Linked DNA regions of Homo sapiens: region 1 is linked to region 2. A link is an interaction called in ENCODE POLR2A ChIA-PET data of the cell type or tissue named here. Cell type or tissue: PC-3. All regions are shown on one strand. Links, peaks and the distances in the headings refer to the core of each region. The heading gives the core; the rest is flanking DNA. Region 1 overlaps NGEF (neuronal guanine nucleotide exchange factor). Region 2 overlaps NGEF (neuronal guanine nucleotide exchange factor).

The links. ChIA-PET counts read pairs that join two places held together with the same protein. Peaks named below come from ENCODE experiments on the same cell type or tissue, not always from the same donor. Only the 100,000 strongest peaks of a DNase experiment are listed, where the experiment ranks them.
Region 1: POLR2A ChIA-PET joins it to region 2 with 12 read pairs; 5 of 35 experiments call an interaction of 5 or more read pairs at or near these places.

Annotation. Positions count from the first base shown.
Region 1 is chr2:232,952,793-232,961,122 of GRCh38, reverse strand. All of the region lies in intron 3 of NGEF (neuronal guanine nucleotide exchange factor), which reads left to right. Among named protein-coding and RNA genes, the nearest start is that of NGEF, 56 kb to the left of the region's middle. RefSeq lists enhancers at 1,792-1,841, 2,881-2,970. In PC-3, for the core only: no CTCF peak of the experiment used is centred there; a DNase peak (open chromatin) is centred at 92.
Region 2 is chr2:232,898,428-232,906,757 of GRCh38, reverse strand. The region is part of intron 5 of NGEF (neuronal guanine nucleotide exchange factor); the gene reads left to right. Among named protein-coding and RNA genes, the nearest start is that of SNORC, 32 kb to the right of the region's middle. RefSeq lists enhancers at 766-1,410, 1,411-2,056, 4,019-5,218, 5,100-5,723, 5,724-6,349. In PC-3, for the core only: no CTCF peak of the experiment used is centred there; DNase peaks (open chromatin) are centred at 4,597 and 4,937; H3K4me3 peaks cover 1,037 bases; H3K27ac peaks cover 2,085 bases.

The sequences.
Region 1 (8,330 bases), core at 51-8,050, 54 kb before region 2:
ATGTTCTTGGTAGTCAGTGCCCATCCTCACAGAGTTCATCCAAGGCTGCTTTGCAAGTCCTCTTTGGTATACCAACCAGCAGTGAGTCATGGTGAGCTGGGCAGCACGGCAGGAGGAAAGCACAATCATTGCAGAAAGGTGTTCTGTAAAGAGGGGCACAGGAAGCCAACTTACATATGTCAAGCACCTTTACACTCACTGTCTCATTAAATTCTCTGGCCATTATCCCCACATGTTGTTTTTTGAGATGGAGCTTTGCTCTTGTTGTCCAGGCTGGAGTGCAGTGGCGCGATCTTGGCTCACTGCAACCTCTGCCTCCCAGGTTCAAGTGATTCTCCTGCTTCAGCCTCCTAAGTAGCAGGAATTACAGGCATGCACCACCACGTCTGGCTAATTTTGTAATTTTAGTAGAGATGGGGTTTCACCATGTTGGCCAGGCTGGTCTCAAACTTCTGACCTCAGGTGATCCACCCGCCTCAGCCTCCCAAAGTGCTGGGATTACAGGCATGAGCCACCGCTCCAGGCCTAGACTCAATACAGTTTGGTGCCTAGCCTTAAGGCTGCACAGCTACCTAGTGAGACAGCCAGACAGTGAACCCAGGGCCTCTGACTCCACACCCATGACCTCCCCTTTCCAGGCTGCCTGTGAGGTATGGCCAGGGTAATCACGGCTATGAGAAGGAGGGTGTTCCTGTGAATCTGCCCACAGGAGGCAAAGTCCAAAGCCCCCAGTACGTCACTGACTCAGTCCCTTGGGGTCCTCTCAAGTTCAGGTATTGTGTTGGGACTTTATTCCTACAGGCACAAGGTCATGAATCAGGGTTCTAGTCCCAGAAATCATTTCATATCACAAAAGTGCCACATTGCTAAATATATGTATAAGAAAAAAACCTTAATATGTGCTTTTATAAGTTGATATTTAGCATACAAAATTAAGCTACATCTAAAATATGTGGGGCCATTTTTCTGGATAAACTAAGAAAGCATCAGCCTTGTTAAAACATTAGCCCACTGGCCTTCCTCTGTTCCTGGCAATGGCCAGAGGGAATTGCAAAAGTGCATCGCTCCAAGAATGCTCAGCCTGCATTAAACGTGGGAGTCACCTCCAAGGCCAACACTCAGCAGGGACAGCCTGGGACAGCCACACTAAGTGTTAACAGCTCTGCTGTAGCTGGTTGGTGCCATACCTGGTTGTTAAACATTGTGACTATCATCCATGGATCCACCTAAAAAATGGCCATTGTTACCCAGGGCGGTGGCTCACGCCTGTAATCCCAGCACTTTGGGAGGCCGAGGCGGGCAGATTACCTGAGGTTGGGAGTTCAAGACCAGCCTGACCAACATGGAGAAACCCCTTCTCTACTAAAAATACAAAATTAGCCAGGCATGGTGGCGCGTGCCTGTAATCCCAGCTACTCGGGAGACTGAGGCAGGAGAATCACTTGAACCCAGGAGACAGAGGTTGTGGTGAGCCAAGATTGCGCCATTGCACTCCAGCCAGGGCAAAAAGAGTGAAGCTCTGTCTTAAAAAAAAAAAAAAAAAGGTCATTGCTGTGGAATCGCCCATTGCCACCAATGGCTCATGTACAGCATGGCGAGTCTTCAAGTGCTGATGCTGGGCAATGTCCCATTTCCACACTGTTCCTTGTATGTATTTCTATGAAAATGTACAAGTTGCATGTTCAGTAAGCCTGGGGCAGCTTGTCAGGTGTTTATTGAAGCTAGCTTGGGTTGTTCTGTGAGAGTGTCTAAACACAGGGACAAGCACTGGGTAAAACAGGAACTGAAGAAACGTGGCCCGACTCTAATCAAGCCTGCAGCTCTAACCAGGAATTTACAGGAAACACCGGGGAGAGAGGAACAGGTTAAACAACACCATGCAGGCACAGTCATAAAATCCAAACAGGATAAATGCCCCAATTTCTCAAGGGGAAAACTGCAAAGAGAAAAACAAGAAAGAAAGGAAGCAATTAAAAGAGACTGAAGAAATATCAATGGATTGCATTATACAGACTCTATCTGAATCTCTTTTAAAACACACTGTGGGGAGGGGGTGTTTGAGCCAATATTTGATCATGTTAAGAGATTATTGATAATCTCTTTAGGCATGCTAATGGTATTGTAGTTATTTTTAACCTATATTTAACCTCAATATCTTTTAGAAATACAGTCTGAAATATTTTGGATGAAGTGATATGACGTCTGGGATTTGCTTCAAAATAATCCAGGCCTGGGGAGGAGTGGGTGGGAGTGGAGAAGAAAGACTGGCCGTGAGATGAGAACTCTTGAAGCTGGGTGATGAATATTGGGGGAATTAATTATACTTTTCTGTCTATTTCAGTATATGTTTGAAATTTTCCATAATGAAAACTTTAATTTTTAATATGTTTATTTTTTTAAAGCTTGTTTTTTAAAATACAAAAAGACAGGAGCTTGAGTATAGAGACCCTTCAGTCTTGCCCACCCAGTTCCAGTCTCCTTTTCCGGGAGGTTGGCAGAATCATCAGCTCTTACCATTGACCATGGTGGCCCAGGTAGCATTAAGCTCCTCAAACATAGGACCATGCCAAGTTTTGTTGCTTCCTGAGCAATTGGCACAGTGCAACACACCAGAAGGCCTCAATACTTGCAAATGATTGATGAATGAGTAAATGCATGCATGCCGACTCCCGGGCAGAAGCTGAGATCTAGGAGCTCAACCACTGACCTCTTGAAGATACACCTGTGCAGACTGGTCCAGAAGTATCCTGGGACTGTGCAGACCAAGGCTCTTGCAAAGAGGTCACAATGTCACCAGGATAGATGAACACTCCGTGCAGCTCTAGCAGAAGTACAGTATCTCTACCTCAGAGGGGTTTTCCTGCCCGGCTGCCTTTTGGTGATAACCCATTTCTCCACCTCCCCTAGTAATATAGGAGACCAAGTACCCTCAGCAATAAAAATACAAATGGAGCATCATAAATTAGTTTCCTCTCTGGCATCCCTCGCTTGGGTGCTAGCTGAGGTCCCATCACTGGCCTCCTAGTTCTGCAAAACAAAGGACACTAGAGCATCGGAAGGATCTCAGGCTACTTGGACACGGTGACTGAAGAGAGGTTTGAATTTTCTATCTGTGAAACCGTTTCTATTTTTACACTGTCTCAGAACAAATATAACTGTGACTTATGTTTCACAGTTTATGCAGCTAATTTCATATACTTTTGACAGCTCTATCTTATTTTCAGCAGTTCTAAATGTTTTTCCCCTTTGAGAAGTTGAAGGGGCATATCCCACACCTCTCCATGGAGAGATGACTGGGCTGCAGGGCAGGTGGTTCTAGGTGTGACACTGGAGGAGGACACAGTCCCAGCTCTCCCTCCCCTCCTGGGCAGAGGCCCACACCCAGAGGTGACCAGACAGGTGCAGAAACTTGCATGTGACTCAGATCTTATGGGATCACATGGACTGTCTCTGGGACTTATGACTACTTTCACATTTAACATTAATATTAGTAATAACTGAGCTGGGCATGGTTGCTGACACCTGTAATCCCAGCACTTTGGGAGACCGAGGCGGGCAGATCACCTGAGGTCAGGAGTTCAAGACCACCCTGGCTAACATGGCAAAACTCTGTCTCTACTAAAAATACAAAAATTAGCCTGGTGTGGTGGCGGGTGCCTGTAATCCCAGCTACTTGGGAGGCTGAGGCAGGAGAATTGTTTGAACCTGGGAGGCAGAGGTTGCAGTGAGTCCAGATTGCGCCACTGCACCCCAGCCTGGGAGACAGAGTGAGACTCCATCTCAAAATAATAATAATTATTAGTAGTAGTAATAATAATAATAACAGCAACAACAGGCTCTGGGGGCCTGAGCTTGAACTGTGGATTTTCTCTACCTGTAATTACATCTTTAGTTTTTAAACTCTTGACATCTTCTCCCTTGTTAAATTGCCCATTTAGATTTATTTTGCCTTATTTTGGTTATTCTAGCTTATCGTACTTATTCTTTTAATTTTCAATCTTCCTTACTTTGCCCTTTTACCTTCCTTCTTATTTTCTATTTTAATCACCTTTTAAATGTTCTCCCTTTGTGTTTTAGCTTTATCATAATTACCACTATTAAAATTCAGCACTTCTGGCTTTAATTCTTAATGCCAAATCTTTTTTCCCCCTTTAATTCTCTTTTTATCTTCCTATTTAAATTCCTAAGCTTCTGGGGCAGGGTTGGTCTTGGATTTACTGTTTTATTTCCTATTTCTTTTTAGCCATTGTCCTTCTTATGCGCTTTTATTTTGTTTACTTGACTGTTTATAACTGTAACTTTTCAGTAACCTAATTTTTTTTTTTTTTTTTTTTTTTTTTTAGATGGAGTCTTGCTCTGTCGCCCAGACTGGAGTGCAGTGGCACAATCTCAGCATCTCAGCTCACTGCAACCTCCACCTCCTGGGTTTGAGCGATTGAGCAATTCTCCTGCCTCAGCCTCCCAAGTAGCTGGGATTACAGGCACCTGCCATCATCCCCAGCTACTTTTCGTATTTTTAGTAGAGACGGAGTTTCGCCATGTTGGCCAGGCTGGTCTCGAACTCCTGACCTCAGGTATCCGCCCACCTCGGCCTCCCAAAGTGCTGGGATTACAGGTGTGAGCCACTGTGCCCAGCCTAATTCTGGTTCTTAAACTCCTATTTTATTGGTTCTATCAATACTTTATGGATAATATTAGTTAACTGTTTCTTCTGTTAGTCACAATCTTATATTGCAGCCAAATCTTTTTCTAATTCTTTTGAATTCTTAATGTAAGATGTTTACCTTATGGGCTGGCTCTGGGGAGGTGGTGAAAGCAGGGACTGATGGACCCATAAGCTTGTTTCTCTCAAATTCTCTCAAAACCCCACCTGTTCTGACCTTAGCAGGGCCCAGCCAGGTCCCTTCAGGGACAACCACTCAGAGTGGTTGAGCCCTGGATCCTCTTTATAGCAGCATGTGGCCTCGGGTAAATAAATCTTTGCTCTCCTCAAGCCTCAATTACCTCATATTTACAAGGAAAGGAGCGGCGTCTGAAACCAGCAAACACAGTAGACAGGGTCCAGCACATACAAGCACATGCTAAACTGCAGTCACGTTTGGGGGAGATTGAGGAAGGATATGTACAATACAGTTTCATTTCTGCAAAATTCAAAAACACGCCAAACTAACAAGGTAGCCAGCCCAAGATGCAAACCCTTCATCTAATATTAGAAAACACCAGAGAAGTCCCAATTGAGAAACATTCTGCAAAATATATTGGTCTGAAATCTTCACGAGTGTCAGAGTCACAAAACCAAGCAAAGGTCCTGCTTGGTGGCTCACGCCTATAATCCCAGCACTGTGGGAGGCCGAGGCGAGTGGATCACTTGAGGTCAGGAGTTCAGGACCAGCCTGGCCAACATGGTGAAACCCCGTCTCTACTACAAGTACAAAAATTAGCCAGATGTGGTGGCACATGCCTGTAATCCCAGCTACTCGGGAGGCTGAGGCACAAGAATTGCTTGAACTCAGAAGGTGGAGGCTGCGGTGAGATCGCACCACTGCACTCCAGCCTGGGCAACAGAGCGAGATTCTGTCTCAAAAACAAACCAACCAGCCAACAAACAAAAACAAGCAAAGACTGAAGAACTGCTCCCAGTTTAAGGACAGCAAAGAGCTGATCAGCAGGCTGCCATGATGATCCTAGACTGGGTCTTTTTACTCTAAAGGACATCATAGCAGACAATAGCAAAAAGCTGAATGGAGTCTGAGGGTCATTGGTGATACTATTTCAAAGCTGACTTCCTGGTTTTGATGGTTGTGTTTGGGTTATATAGGAGCTAGTCTTGGTCTAGAAAATACACACTGAAGTATTTGGGGATGATGGGATGTCAGGTCGGCAGCTGACCCTCCAACGGCTCAGGAAAAGTTTCTAAAAAGTTATTTGTACTGTACTTTACTTGCAATTTTCAGTATTCTTTTAAAATGTAAAAAACAATTAATATCTTGAAGGAAAAAAGACTGCAAGCTCTGGAGGGAGACTCCCAGACTTGACCTTAGGCAGGTTATTTCGGCTTTCTCTGCCTCAGTGTCCTCATCTTAAGTTGGGGAGAGTTAGAATATGAATAGGCGTATTACGAAGAAAAAGTAAGCTGTTATCCGTAAAGTGCTGAGAACAGTGATCGGCCCCCAACGTGCGTGACCTGTTACTATGTCTCGATGGTTGGAAAGTGTCCTCACCACAGGCCCTTTGCACCTGCTGTTCCCCCACCCACACTGGTGCCTGGATAGTTTCTATTCATCCTTCAGTTCTCATTTAGCTTCTTCTGCAAAGCCTTCCTCAACCTGCCACCCTTCCTTCATGCTTCCTGCCTCAGATGGCATTAGGAGCTCCTCTCTTTTTTTTTTTTTTCTTTTGAGACGGAGTCTCGCTCTATCACCCAGGCTGGAGTGCAGTGGCGTGATCTCGGCTCACTGCAAGCTCTGCCTCCCAGGTTCACTCCATTGTCCTGCCTCAGCCTCCCGAGTAGCTGGGACTACAGGCACCTGCCACCACGCCTGGCTAATTTTTTGTATTTTTAGTAGAGACGGCGTTTCACCGTGTTAGCCAGGATGGTCTCGATCTCCTGATTTCACGATCCGCCTGCCTCAGCCTCCCAAAATGCTGGGATTACAGGTGTGAGCCACTGCGCCCGGCTGGAACTCCTCTCTTAAGCTCCCACAGCATCCTACAATATCTCATCACCTAGATTAAAATGTCATTTTCTGGCAACTTATCCATCTTTTCTATTAGACAATAACTCCAGGGCTGGGCTGGTATCTTATTCACTGTCATATCCCCAGGCCTAAGACAGTTAATGAATGAATGAAAGCCTGGATACCCACCTCCCCTGTCAGAGAGAATAGAATAAAGCACCCTCCTTTAAGTCAAGGGTGTGATTCCAGGGCCCAGCTTGAGAGGGCTCCATTCACAGGGTCATCTATGTAAAAGATACCCCCGTAGTTGGACAGTGCACACCCTGAACTGCCTGACACTGCAGCCCTGACTCTCAACACAGCTCCCTCGGTAGACATTCGGCTCTGTTATCCTCACGCCAATAGGAAGAAAGGATTTTTTTATAGTTAGTGGCTCTAAAACAAAAATTGTTATTTTTGGCAAATGCTTCACCCCTGCAAACTTGAGGTGTCATTCATTTATGAGTTCATTCATTTAACAAATACTTATCAATCACCTCCACTGTCCTGAGTGCCGGTTTCTATCAGAAAATGTCTTATCTGGTGGCTCAAGGAGACATTTAGCCACCGCTTCCCCGGCAGCTTCCCAGGAAGCTCCAGTGCACCAAAGCTGGTGTTCCAGGGGCCTATTCCTGGACCTTAGTTTTGTGGCCCCTCTGCGTTCCTCCTGGAAAACGCTCCCGGGCCCCAGTCACCTCAGTTATGCTCCATAGAAGAAACCGCATACATCCTGGAGCACCAGAACTGCTTTTCTGGGAGAAGACCCCGGCTCTGGGCAGATCTCCCCCTAGGCAGGCAGCCAGGATACAGAAGATTTTGATCCCATTTCCTAATTTTCATAAAGGAATGTATATCAGTGTCATCAACAATGTATGTTAAACTTTTTCTTTTTTTTTTAAAAAAAAAAAGAATGTAAGTCAACTATCTTCTGGCTTTTTTTTTTATTTTTTGAGCATGTTGGTTGTGTAGGAGTAGCTGTCTCATTTATTAAAACTGAACAATATCAACAGGCAGACACACTGGTCACTTTTCTCTCTCTCTCTTTCTTTCTTTCTTTCTCTCTTTCCCTTTTTTTCTTTCTTTTTCTTTTTTTTTTTTTTTTTTTGACACAGAGTCTCGCTCTGTAACCCAGGCTGAAGTGCAGTTGTGTGATCTCAGTTCCTTGCAACTTCTGCCTCCTGGGTTTCAGCGATTCTCCTGCTTCAGTCTCCCCACTAGCTAGGATTACAGGCACGCGCCACCACACCTGGCTAATTTTTGTATTTTTAGTAGAGACAGGGTTTCACCATCTTGGTCAGGCTGGTCTCGAACATCTGACCTCGTGATCTGCCCACCTTGGCCTCCCAAAGTGCTGGGATTACAGGCGTGAGCCACTGCGCCTGGCCCCAATCACTTTGCTTTTTTGTTGTTTTTTTTTTTTTTTTTTTTTTTTTTTTGAGGGCTGTCTCACTCTTGTCTGCACTCTTGTTGGAGTGCAGTTGTGCGATCTCGGCTCACTGCAACCTCTGCCTCCGGGTTCAAGTGATTCTCCTGCCTCAGCCTCTGGAGTAGCTGGGATTACAGGTGACTGCCACCACACCCAGCTAATTTTTGTATTTTTTAGTAGAGATGGGG
Region 2 (8,330 bases), core at 130-8,129:
TTCCCCACCTTGCCCCCTTTTCTATTCCACAAAACCGCCATTGTCATCATGGCCCGTTCTCAATGAGCTGTTGGGTACACCTCCCAGATGGGGTGGTGGCCGGGCAGAGGGGCTCCTCACTTCCCAGTAGGGGTGGCCGGGCAGAGGGGCTCCTCACTTCCCAGTAGGGGTGGCCGGAGGGAGGTGCCCCTCACCTCCCGGACGGGGCGGCTGACCGGGCGGGGGGCTGACCCCCCCACCTCCCTCCCACACGGGGTGGTGGCCGGGCAGAGGGGCTCCTCACTTCCCAGTAGGGGTGGCCGGAGGGAGGTGCCCCTCACCTCCCAGACGGGGTGGCTGACCGGGCGGGGGGCTGACCCCCCCACCTCCCTCCCGGACGGGGCGGCTGGCCGGGCGGGGGGCTGACCCCCCCCACCTCCCTCCCACACGGGGTGGTGGCCGGGCAGAGGGGCTCCTCACTTCCCAGTAGGGGCTGCCGGGCAGAGGCGCCCCTCACCTCCCGGATGGGGCGGCTGGCCGGGCGGGGGGCTGACCCCCCCCCACCTCCTTCCCGGACGGGGCGGCTGGCCAGGCGGGGGGCTGACCCCCCCACCTCCCTCCCGGACGGGGCGGGTGGCCGGGCGGGGGGCTGAGACCCCCACCTCCCTCCCAGACGGGACGGCTGACCAGGCGGGGGGCTGACCCCCTCACCTCCCTCCCGGACGGGGCGGCTGGCCGGGCGGGGGGCTGACCCCCCCACCTCCCTCCCGGACGGGGCGGCTGGCCGGGCAGAGGGGCTCCTCACTTCCCAGTAGGGGCGGCCAGGCAGAGGTGCCCCTCACCTCCCGGACGGGGCGGCTGGCCGGGCGGGGGGCTGACCCCCCCACCTCCCTCCCGGACGGGGCGGCTGCCGGACGGAGACGCTCCTCACTTCCCAGACGGGGTGGCAGCCGGGCGGAGGGGCTCCTCACTTCTCAGACGGGGCGGCTGCCAGGCGGAGGGTCTCCTCACATCCCAGACAGGGCGGTGGGGCAGAGGCGCTCCCCACATCTCAGACGATGGGCGGCCGGGCGGAGATGCTCTTCACTTCCTAGATGGGATGGCGGCCGGGAAGAGGCGCTCCTCACTTCCCAGGTGGGATGGCGGCCGGGCAGAGACGCTCCTCACTTTCCAGACTGGGCAGCCAGGCAGAGGGGCTCCTCACGTCCCAGACGATGGGCGGCCAGGCAGAGACGCTCCTCACTTCCCAGACGGGGTGGCGGACCGGCAGAGGCTGCAATCTCCGCACTTTGGGGGGCCAAGACAGGCGGCTGGGAGGTGGAGGTTGTAGCGAGCCGAGATCACGCCACTGCACTCCAGCCTGGGCACCATTGAGCACTGAGTTAACGAGACTCCGTCTGCAATCCTGGCACCTCGGGAGGCCGAGGCTGGCGGATCACTCGCGGTTAGGAGCTGGAGACCAGCCCGGCCAACACAGCGAAACCCCGTTTCCACCAAAAAAATACGAAAACCAGTCAGGCGTGGCGGCGCGCGCCTGCAATCGCAGGCACTCGGCAGGCTGAGGCAGGACAATCAGGCAGGGAGGTTGCAGTGAGCCGAGATGGCAGCAGGACAGTCCAGCTTTGGCTCGGCATGAGAGGGAGACCGTGGAAAGGGGAGAGGAGAGGTGAGAGGTGAGAGGAGAGAGAGGGGAGAGGGGAGAGGGGAGAGGAGAGAGGAGAGAGCTGTTTTCCTCCTTTTAAAGTAAAAATTATCTAGCTGAAATGGGAAAGAGTTCCTGCATAGGACTTTCTCAGCTTATTAATAGTTTGTTGTTTTTGTTTGTTTTTTTATTTAGAGACAAGGTCTCACTCTGTGGCCCAGGCGGGAGTGCAGTGGTGCGATCACAGCTCACTGAAGCCTTGAACTCCTGGGCTCAAGCTGTCCTGCCTCAGCCTCTCAAGTAGCTGCAACTACAGGTGTGCACCACCACTCCAGGCTAATCTTTAAAAATTTTTTGAAGAGATGGGGTCTTGCTGTTTCGCCTGGGCTATTCTCCAACTCCTGGGCTCAAGCAATCCTCCTGCCTCAGCCTCCCAAAGTGCTGGGATTATAGGTGTGAGCCACCATGCTAGGCCTCAGTTTTTGTTTTTTAATTTGTCCTGAAGCACTTGGTCCCACCCTTCTGGGATAGTGTTTTAGTTACTGTTTGAGAACCCAACAATTGGAGGAAATAATTAGGCATAGATTCAAATTAAAAGGTTGGGAAGGGGCTGGGTGTGGTGGCTCACGCCTGTACTCCCAGCACTTTGGGAGACCAAAGCAGGTGGATCACCTGAGGTCAGGAGTTCGAGACCAGCCTGGCCAACATGCTGAAACCTTGTCTCTACTAAAAATACAAAAATTAGCCTGCCATGGTGGCACATGCCTGTAGTTCCAGCTACTCGGGAGGCTGAGGCAGGAGAATCACTTGAACCCAGGAGGCAGAGCTAGAGAAAGATGGACTTGCCACGGTCCCTGGTCTTGGTGGGCTGGGCGTGGAGCTGGAATGATGTGAGGCTCTCCAGGGGAGCAGGGACACACACTCATATATGCACAGCCTGCCCAGGCTGTGGGGTGTGGCTCGGTCCCCCCATGCCCAGACAGGACTAATGGCTTTGTCCTGCTGGGGAGCGAGAAGCAAGGGGCCCTGTGGTCACCTGATGCAGCCTAACCACAGGGCGGCGAATTGTCTTTTCTTTCGGTAGATGCTGGGTCTTGCTGTGTTGCCTGGACTGTAATTTTTACAGCTGTAAGTTGCGATGCAGCTCAGTCTGCATCTGTACAGCCTCTGACATACAGAGTTGTATTTTTGTTGTTTTCCAGCCTGTTTCACAACTTAAGCGTGTTTACTTTCCCCACTCCCAAAAGAAAATTGTGCATTTTAGAAAGAAATTACTTAGGATTTTAATATGATGGACCTCTATCCAAAAAATTACATTGTGATCATTCTTTAATTTACCAACTGTTACTGAATTATATATTTTTCTGTTTAGATTAAACCCTCAACAATTCAGCAGATGAGTCCTACAGTGGGAGACGGCAGGGAGTTTTTCTTGATGCTTTGAGGTGGACGTGGCCATTACCTAAAACGTCAGCTAGGCGTTAGAAAGCAAATACCAATACCTGTTTTAACAAAGTAGCAAAGTAGGCAGGTAGCATTTTTTTAAATTTATCTTTTGGTTAAAAAATGTATGCACCTGACAGGAAGTTCAAAAGGTGCAAAAGGACTCTCAGTGAAAGTCTTTCTCCCACTCCTGTCCTGGGCCACCCAGTTCCCTCGTCAGACACATATTCAGGTGTGTGTGTGTGTGTGTGTGTGTGCCCTCATGTCACACAAATGTAAACTAGTATTAAAATACTGACCATATCTTTCCATCTCCATCCAAATAGAGCACCCTCATTTTTGCAGTTTTCTGGGCTCCACTGTTTAGATGTTCCATAATGTATTTAACCTGTCCCTGTTGATGGATATTTGCAGTTGGAAATACCGGGTACTGAGAGTGTTCATTGCAGCATTATTTATACTCATGGAAGATTGAACATCTACACAGTGGAATGCTAAGGGAATTGCTAAGTGGGATTGTTGGGTGAAAGGTTAAATGTTCTTTAAATTTTGAGAGGGTATCGCCTAATTGCCTTCACACACTAGCCACATATGAGTGTGCTGGTCCCCTGCCACTAATGTGGTGCCTTACCCAGCTATTTTCTCTTTACCCAGTGTGCTAGATTAAACATTTTTTGTTTTGTTTTGTTTTTGTTTTGTTTTAAGACAGTCTCACTCTGTCACTTATGCTGGAGTGCAGTGGCGCGATCTCAGCTCACTGCAACCTCCACCTCCCAGGTTCAAGTGATTCTTCCACCTGAGCCTCCCAAGTAGCTGGGATTACAGACACCGGCCACCATGCCTGGCTAATCTTTTGTATTTTTAGTAGAGACGGGGTTTCACCATGTTGGCCATCGAACTCCTGGCCTCAGGTGATCCACCCGCCTGGGCCTCCCAAAGTATTGGGATTACAGGTGTGAGCCACCGCACCCGGCCTCGTTGTGGTTTTAACATAACATTTCTCTTGCCATGAGGCAGGCTGAACATGTTCTCAAGCATGTGTCTTTTTAAATTTACACACACTTATTTTAGCATGTAAACATTTTTGCGAATGATTTTATTAACAGGTCATCTTGAGAAAACGTAGTAATTGGCATTTGTGATGTGTGTGAGTGCCGAGGCTTGGGTTTGGGCCCCCAGCGCCTGCATCCCATGGCTGCGTTGAATATGTGACTCCCCTCGTCCCTTAGCAACCCAAGGGGTTAGCTGTCACTCCCCCATCAGACAGCCAAGCCCCCACTCCCCACGCTGCTCACGGGACCTGCTCAGTCCGGCCTCGAATTCACTAAAGACTGCGCTGCAGCGGGCTGGGCTCGGGCTCTGGCTCTGGAGTCCGACTTCATCATCATTGTCTGCAGAAGGAGGATAGCCTTTGAGGGGTTTCTTCTTAACTGGAAGCCTTTTAAAGTCACTTCCGTGCATCCTGATGCCTGCAGTGTAAATGACTGCACCAGCAGCAGGCACCGAGGCAACTTTGTGACCTTGCTGTTGAGTCATCCTGGGGAACAGAGGATGTGAATCACCCCAGGGCGGCTGCAGCAAGAGGACTCTGTGGGGCAGGAGCAGAGAGTGGAGAGCTTGGGAGCGCCCTGCGCCCCTGGCTCTGGCTCTGGCCCCAGCTGCTAGAGGAGAGAGAGGAGTGGGCCATGGTGATCCCCGTACCACACACACCCCAGCCACTGCCCTGCCGAGGACAGACTGAGGCCGGGTCTTCAGCGGCCCAGGTGGCCCTGATAGCTCCCAGCAGCATACTGGAGACACGGAGCCTGGATGGTAGGGCCTGTGCTGAGGTGTCACGGCGACGTCCCCACAGCCTCTAAGGGAGTCCCGGAAGGACGCCTTAGACCCTTGGCATTCTGCCTGGCCTTCTCTTCATCCCCTCCCTCCCTCCAGGCAAAAGCCAGTGAACTAAGTTGGGCTCCAGGCCAGTGCCCTGATGCCCAGGACTGGGGGTGACCTGTGTGGGGAGGGCCTGGCACACGGGTGGATGGGAAGGGACCTCGCAGAACCCTTGTGGGGAAGGGGCTACGTTTTGTTTCCTGGCCGTGAGGAAGGTGGAGGGCAGCCAGTGAGCCCGCCCTTCAGTCCACGGTCTGCTGGCCTTTGGCTCCGACCCCCGCAGATGTCACCCTGGTGACGCAGCTGCAACAACGCATCGAAGGTCACAGCATCAGAGACAGCAGTGATTTGTTAACACAGGGGTCGGGAGAAGCCAAAAAAACAACCCAAATCAGGCTGGAATGCACGGCCCAGAGGTCCACGGCGAACCCTGGATCATAAGGAGACCGTGTAGGTAAAGAGCGGGGAGGAGAAATCGCGCAGCCTCGAGCTTTGCTGAGGGTGGGGAACGCAGGGTTGATCCGAGTGCGGAGGCAGGAGTGGGACTCCGAGGACAGACACTGTAGTCCCGGCCGGCCAGGCAGCATGGCCCATGTTTGACCGTGAACTGCAGGACAAGCTGAACTGCCTTAAGTAACAGGGAATTGGGGCCCGCGGGCTGCGTAAAAGCCCGTCGCTCTTTGGGTGTTAGAGCTGGTAAAGCTTCCGCCTTTCTCCATCAGGAGCAGGTTGGCTTCCTGCAGACTTTTCTTGGTGTCCTGGTTCCTCTTTTGTGACCTCTTGCTGATGGGTCTCTTTTGTTTTTCAAATGTGTGACTTGAACAGGGTGGTGTAGGCGGCCCTAACTCCGGGACCTGGCTGATCTGAGGCCGCCGGACGTCACCACCCCAGAGCAGCCCCGTGGCCCGCGCTGCCTGAGAGGGGGCCTGCTCACCTGGCTTCAGGTCCTGGTCCTGGCCCCACGGGCAGCGTGGCTCCCAGTGCCTCTGTGGGTGATTGTGTGAGAGCATGTGTGTGTGTGAGTGAATGTGTGCATGAGTGTGAGAGCGTGTGTGTGTGAGTGAATGTGAGTGAACGTGTATATGAGTGACTGAGAGCGTGTGTGTGAATGTGAGTGAACGTGTATATGAGTGACTGAGAGCGTGTGTGTGTGAGTGAATGTGAGTGAACGTGTATATGAGTGACTGTGAGAGCGTGTGTGTATGTGAGTGAACGTGTATATGAGTGACTGTGAGAGCGTGTGTGTGAGTGAATGTGAGTGAACGTGTATATGAGTGACTGTGAGAGCATGTGTCTAAGTGAATGTGAGTGAACGTGTATATGAGTGACTGTGAGAGCGTGTGTGTGAGTGAATGTGAGTGAACGTGTATATGAGTGACTGTGAGAGCATGTAAGTGAATGTGAGTGAACGTGTATATGAGTGACTGTGAGAGCGTGTGTGTGTAAGTGAATGTGAGTGAACGTGTATGAGTGACTGTGAGAGCGTGTGTGAGTGAATGTGAGTGAACGTGTATATGAGTGACTGAGAGCGTGTGTGTGTGAATGTGAGTGAACGTGTATATGAGTGACTGAGAGCGTGTGTGTGTGAATGTGAGTGAACGTGTATATGAGTGACTGTGAGAGCGTGTGTGTGAATGTGAGTGAACGTGTATATGAGTGACTGTGAGCGTGTGTGTGTGAGAATGTGAGTGAACGTGTATATGAGTGACTGAGAGCATGTGTCTAAGTGAATGTGAGTGAACGTGTATATGAGTGACTGTGAGAGCGTGTGTGTGTGAGTGAATGTGAGTGAACGTGTATATGAGTGACTGTGAGAGCGTGTGTGAGTGAATGAGTGAATGTGTATATGAGTGACTGTGAGAGCATGTGTGTAAGTGAATGTGAGTGAACGTGTATATGAGTGACTGTGAGAGCATGTGTGTGAATGTGAGTGAACGTGTATATGAGTGACTGTGAGAGCGTGTGTGTGTGAGTGAATGTGAGTGAACGTGTATATGAGTGACTGAGAGCGTGTGTGTGAGTGAATGTGAGTGAACGTGTATATGAGTGACTGTGAGAGCACGTGTGTAAGTGAATGTGAGTGAACGTGTATATGAGTGACTGAGAGCGTGTGTGAGTGAATGTGTGTATGAGTGACTGTGAGAGCATGTGTGAGTGAATGTGAGTGAACGTGTATATGAGTGACTGTGAGAGCATGTGTGTGTGAGTGAATGTGAGTGAACGTGTATATGAGTGACTGTGAGAGCATGTGTGTAAGTGAATGTGAGTGAACATGTATATGAGTGACTGTGAGAGCATGTGTGTGAAAACCAAAGGAGACCCCTGACCCATCAGCAAGAGATCACAAAAGAGGAGCCTGAAGAAAGCCCAGGCTGGACCGGAGTTGAATCTTCACAAGGAATCCAGGCCAGGAATGGGCTTAGGAAAGCCAGGAAGTGTGACGTGAATACTGGCAGATAGCAACAGAGCTGAGAGCGCCATTCCCAGACCAAGCAGAGATTCAGACAGCCGGGTCCAGGCTACATGCGCATTCCCTGAGGAGGAGCTTCTGTAGTGACACGTACGTTCACACGCCCCCCTCATATGCACACATTCACACACACAGTCACATACTCTCATTCACACACATTCACACTCACCTTCATACACATTCACCCACTGTCACACACTCTCATACTCTTTCACACACATGCACACATTCACACCCACCTTCATACATACTCATTTACACATTCACACACAATGCATTTACACACACATCCACACATCCACACCCACCCTCATATTCACTCACACATGTTAACACACATACACCCATTCACACTCACATTCACACACACACATGCATTCACACACACATTCACTTACATGCTCTCACAGCCACACCCATATACACATTCACCCACAATTTCCCACACATGCACTCTCATTCCTTAATGCTCACACCCTGACTCGCGTATGTCTATGCACACATACACTCATTCCCACTCGCCCTCACAGGCTCACACTTCCTTCCACTACCCTGGGACGAAAGTGCCATGGGAAGCCAGTCTTGCTGTGTTCACAGCCGAGTGCCCAGTGCCTAGACCAGTGCCTGGTGCTCAGCAGATGCTCAGTGAGCATTTGTGGAACGAAGGAACGAACGAGTGAATGAATGAAGAGCGAGCAGAGCCTGGATCCCTCGTCAGCTCTATGCTGCCATGTAGAGGCTTAAATGAGAGCAAAAGTAATATCGATAAGGAAAAGATAGCCATATCGACATGACAAACAATTTGACATACAAAATGAAGACAAACATCCTGGAAGCTAAAATTCACAGGTGACGTTGCCTGTAAATGGATGAGGAGGGGTGAGAGTTCTGGGGAATGAGCCTCAGCCATACCGATTA